Regions from separate parts of the Homo sapiens genome. Here region 1 is linked to region 2. The links are chromatin loops, found by intact Hi-C in ENCODE. Cell type or tissue: A673. All regions are shown on one strand. Links, peaks and the distances in the headings refer to the core of each region. The heading gives the core; the rest is flanking DNA.

Region 1 (2,812 bases), core at 136-2,635, 160 kb before region 2:
AGCATGATGTAGCTCCTATAAATACTTTGATATTTTATTGTCAGAAGAGTTCAGTGGAACGTTACATGCTGTGTGGGAGAAATATCTTATATGCTATTGTCTTTTGCTTGGATTAGTGAAATAGCCTTCCACCTTGTCTCCATATTTCCACCTTTGTTCACCCTCAACATAGAAGCTGGAGTACATTTTGTAAAACATAATTTAACAAAACTACACAACAATTTCCATTTCACTTAGAGAAAAGTTAAAATCCTTAAAATGGTTTAGAAGGTTGTTAGCCTTGCTCTACCTCTCATTCACTTCACTCCAGTGACAATGGCCTCCTTGCTGTCACTTGAATAGGCCTCACATGATTCCAGATTACCCTCCCCCTCACTCTTCCCTCAGTCGGGACTGCACTTCCCAACTATCTGCATGGCCGACTCCCTCATGAATTATTAAAAAAAACAAAGGCTCAATTCCACCTTTTCAACATATTCTCCTTATCTCCTATTAAAAACTGCAGCCACCTCAAGCATCTTCTAATTAGCGTTGGCTTTTCCATGGTACTTTAAAAAATCATTTCTGTTATTTACTCATGCCAGAACAAAAACGCCACAAAGAAATTTTCATCTAACTTGCTACCAATGTATCTCAAGCACCTAGAACTGTCCCAGGACATAGTAGGTGTAAAATAACTGTTTTGAACAGATTAATATAATATTACTTAAGATAACTTATAGGTACCATCCCAATGGAGCCATACATATAAATATAATTTATGGATTTGTTAAATATATTCAGTTTTTGATTAGTCAATTCTGCTAATCAAAGATAAAAATTTAATGACATACACATCAAGTTCTGGGGTCTTCATCAGTGCTTTAATTGGATGGTCATGTGTTTTTGCATTTTATATTTGAATTCCTTTAAGTAACATATTTTTTGACTCAACATAGTTCCCCAAAATCCACCTTGTCTTATACCCAATTGATAGCACTGATTCTTTTTCTTTTGGTCTATTAGGCCCATATATATGTATTTGTGTTTGTGAACCCTGGTTTAAATTCCCAACACAGTGGCCAGAGGAATATTTCTTAAAGCATTATTGGATGTTCACCTTCAGCAGTCTTCAGCAAACTCTGTGAAAGGGCAAGTACAGGTCAGTCTTCATCCCATATACAAGCAATTCTATGAATATATATAGATGAGAAAGCATCACCAGATTATCCTACCTGAGGCTTCTGAGTCTGCAGACTCAAATGTAGAGTCTATTATCTTATTCACCTCCAAGGACTTTGCAGCCCCTAGAAGAGCATGTGATACCTAACAGACTTAGGTGGGGGCTGTATGAGGACTATGCTGTCCTATTCACTATGGTATGTCCAGCACCTACAACAGGCATGGCATATGGGAGGGGGGATACTTGCTGAATGAAGGAAAGAATATTTGCTAAATGAACAAATCTACCAGTGTGTGTCCTCTGAATGGAACTAAATGCCTTTTTAAATGCTGTCCCCAAATTGCCCTTCTATCAACTTTCCTCAGTTCCTGAAAATACTTTGACACTTTACTGCAAAAGGAGTTCGGTGACAATGGTACATATACCTGGGAGGAATATCTTATAAGCTATTGTTTCTTATTAACACCAAAGTAAGGATTCATTTACCCAATTAATTCACTGTCACAGCTAATGATTGATAGAAGTGCTCTAATAGAATACAACATGAAGCAGACATGCTTGATGAAGATGCCATGAAGAGGGAAACAGGAAGACGGAGTTATCTGAGAAAAGGTCTGCATTAGGGAGAAAATGGGTGAGTCAGGTGTGAGACTGGGAGCCAATGTGGAGTGATACCATGGGCAAAGTGAAGGTTGGGAGTTAAGGAAAGCATTTATCAGTTTTGTACAGATCTGCTTTTGTTTTTTGTTTATTCCAATATACATCTGTCTCAGTTCAATTGATAACTTTCTTTGTTTTTCTTTAGAGCCATGTCTTTTCAAGAACCAGGGAACCAGACAGATTATTCTTCTAGCTCTGGCATTTGATACCTACAGGTACTCAATAACTGTTGTAAATATAGTTAAATAAATCATTTAAATGTATGGTTCGATTGTTTTTGTAGGTGACAGATCATCGCTTTTCTTTACTAATACATTGAAATGTGTTGTGGTGAGGATTAATTGAGATGTTGTATGTAAAGCATTAAGCATGGTGCTGAGCACACAGCAGATACTCAAAAAGCAGTAGTTACTCATGGTAGTATAATTTTTTTTTCTTCTTACATTGACTTTTTCATTGGACTTCTGAATGAACCCCCACAATTCCATATATATTGCTGTGACTGCTCATGACCTAACATCTTAATTTTTCACTGGCCACAAAATGAAGTACAGTGCAGTTCACATAGTAAAACATGCAGTGTGGTTCACATAATAAAACTTTGGTAATGTTAACAAGAAAAAATAAAGGAGGTGAAAGATTATGTTTTCTTCTATAGAATTTTTGGCTTCACTTCACTTTGTTTTATTACTAGATTCAGAAGAAATTCAACTTTTACAATAGTGATGAACATAGAAGACTCAGGTAACTAAAGTAAAGGACAGCTTGGCCCTATGATTTTTACTATATGATTCTTCTAAGAACACACCAAAGATAAGTTGTTAGGGAAAGGCAAAAGGGGACTGTCTTTCAGGTAGTTTATAAAGAGATGCCTAAGTTCCTTAATGCTCCACACCTTGGCTACCACAACAAAATAAACTTCTGAAATGTGTTAAGTGAAAATAGTTAAATAATATCATTCTGTATTAATTCTGACTTTCATTCTAAAGC
Region 2 (2,812 bases), core at 194-2,693:
TCCTTGTGCTGGGCAGAAATTCAAATCTTTGCTTAGCATTTTCAGCCTACAGGCAGGTTTTCTTTCTATATTCCTTGGAATCTCCACTGTGCATGCACAGTTCTGGTTTATCCAACGATGTGAGAGAAGTTTATATGCAGATTTTGGGTCGTTCCTCTTTTTCAAGTATTTTCCTATTCAATTTCCAGCTGGCTGGCAGTCCTGAACTCTAACTCTAACCACTTAAGCTATGAAAACTGTGGCTTTTTGCTTGAGTTTTACTCCCTGGCACCACAGACAAATATTGTTTATCACTGGCAGATCTGAGGCACAAGATCAGGGACACCTGGCTTAGAACTAGTGCTAGAGAATGAAATAGCACCAGGCTAGAAAATGGAGGGTAAGCATTCATCTGGGAGTGAATCTTTCGTGGCCAAAAGTTAAAGGAAGAGAATCCAGCAGCTCCTAGGCCTGGAATCATTATTCCTACGGATCAATCAGAACCAGATAAGTCAGGGAAAGGCACCAGTCCAATAATAACTTATTAAGCAGAAGTGATCAAAAACACATTAACTTGTTCTAAAATGTTGTAAGAACTTTCCAGGGTATTGATTCCCCCTTGTGTCTTACGTCACTCACTACAAAAGAACACCTTGTAGTAATAGTCATTTGATTATGCTGTCATAAAATATTTTACGTAACCAAAAAAATACTTCCGTTGTTGCTGTCTTACTATTTGTCTATTATGGCTATAAAAGAGTAAAAACATTTTCATTCCCTTTCATCCAAAAACTTTACAATCTAACAGTTAATGAAAGGTACTCTTAGAAAGATAGGATGACAAGGGACTACTGAAATCATGAAACCTGCCACCTTCATTTTACAAAGGGGAAAACTGGAGAGTAAGGGACTAGATCATGTCCCCGGACAGTGAATGATAGAGTCAGATCGGAACCTAGCTCTCCTTCCTGAGTCAACGACCCTGTTCCATCTATTTCACTGCATACTGTCTCCTCCATGATTCCCTGGGGCCCTGGAAAGCATCCAGCCTATAAACTTCCTCAAATTGGCAAAGCATCCTAAAATACATACATGGTTATTTTGGACATAATCACTATTTAGTTATCTCTGAATAAAATCTCGAGAAAAATCAGTAGCTCTACGGAATCACTTAATTTACCAAGGATGGTATTTTAGTCTCTAGGAACATCTATCTAAATTTAGACTTTTCCTGCAGCAATATTTCTTTAAACTGTACACCACGAACCACAAATTATCCAGTTACATCACTTCGCTTTTAAGTCATTGGTTTTTTTAAAAAAAATAGGTAAATAGTGACCCCCAGTGGCAAAACTTGTTAGTATCCGCACACTGTAAAGAATTGAAATAAAATGAGATGCTGGTCAGGACAGTTTTGACTGATTGTAGGATATTAGTGTCCAGTAAACATACCCTAACAAACATTAAAAAAAAGAAAATGACTCTCATGTATTCCTATGGAATATCTCTAAAAGAGAGATGGCAAGTTATTTCTTATTGTGTAATTGAATACTATTGTTTACTTTTACTTGTAGTGCCATTTTTTTTTACTATATTCAAAAATTAATTTGGAAATTGATTTAAAAAGCTATAACCATGAATATAAACTAACATATTCAGAAATAACTGACCTTAAGCTACATTTTTATGTTGGTGCTACTCCGGTAAAATCCAGAACACAATCCGTATATCCAAGCTTGCAGATTGACTCATATGTATTAAGTGAGTGAGAGACCAGTAGGCAATGATTATCTCTTTGCTAAATAAATATTGCCATTCCAGGAGGCATATGCTGAAGCTGTGAAGATTCTCCAAATTCTTAAACATTATTATAGCATATAATTTCCTTCATAAAATGCCATAACTAAATGGAAAAAAAAGTTCTTCACACCCTTATCGATTTCATAAAACAGCTCTAAATTTTTGCACTTATAGAGCTATAAAAATTAATTCTCCCTAGAGTACTCACTGAAATAATTTCATGACCTATATTTTCACATTTTAAGGTAAAATACATAGTGATCTTGCATATGACATACAGTTATGCCATAGGGAATTTAACTGCTTGGTTTCAACACAGCCCGTGCTTCTATTTCATAAGCAGTCATTTTGTGAGACTTCTTTACTTTCTCATTATTTCCTGTTCATCTTCTTTTCAGGTCCACTTTCAACAGAATAAATAGAGTTATTTATCACATATGTGATGAATCAAAAGCACTAAATCCTTGTGCATGTGTGTGTGCATGCGTGCATGTACGTGCATAATTTACAAATATCAATCATCTTCTGGATCTGGTGGAAATTACTTTGAATTATTGCTAGGATTTAAAATATACATCAAAACGTGGACATTTACAGCTAGATGCTCTATTTGAAAATCATATTGTCTATGGAGCCAATAAGATGAGCTCTCATTTAAGGTAACAAGTATCAACATGCTTCTAAAGGAAAATATTAATAACATAAGTGTGAACTTGTGACTGATTTAGAGAAAACAGAAAGCAAGCTAGAGCATAAATGGAAGCTGTTTAAAATTTTTTGTGTGATGTCTGTAAGATATAGAAAAACTAATCCTGACTTTGACAGTAAGCTGTTTACTCTGTTTAGTTCATGAGAACTCCATCTGTCCAAGTTATTTTGCTGCATGAAGAAAGGGACAGGAAATTTGCATGTAAAGACCTATTTACAAATTGATGTAATTTCATTTTAGAAAACTGTGGAAATCTACTACTTGGAGTTTTTAGTTTCTAGACTTCTGTTTCCAACTAAATAGTTTATTTATTGAGTAAATAAT

What was found. Peaks named below come from ENCODE experiments on the same cell type or tissue, not always from the same donor. Only the 100,000 strongest peaks of a DNase experiment are listed, where the experiment ranks them.
Region 1: a loop joins it to region 2, with 7 times the contacts of the local background. A loop is called at or near these places in 27 of 110 quality-filtered maps.

Annotation. Positions count from the first base shown.
Region 1 is chr4:44,923,525-44,926,336 of GRCh38, reverse strand. LOC105374441 (a long non-coding RNA gene) reads left to right here and starts at 1,750. Exons shown (of 4, transcript XR_925279.3): 1 at 1,750-1,796; 2 at 1,968-2,037. In A673, for the core only: no CTCF peak of the experiment used is centred there; no DNase peak of the experiment used is centred there.
Region 2 is chr4:44,758,843-44,761,654 of GRCh38, reverse strand. All of the region lies in intron 1 of LOC105374439 (a long non-coding RNA gene), which reads right to left. The region is part of intron 1 of LOC112268465 (a long non-coding RNA gene); the gene reads left to right. Among named protein-coding and RNA genes, the nearest start is that of GNPDA2, 34 kb to the right of the region's middle. In A673, for the core only: a CTCF peak has its summit at 1,325 (motif pointing left); a DNase peak (open chromatin) is centred at 1,294.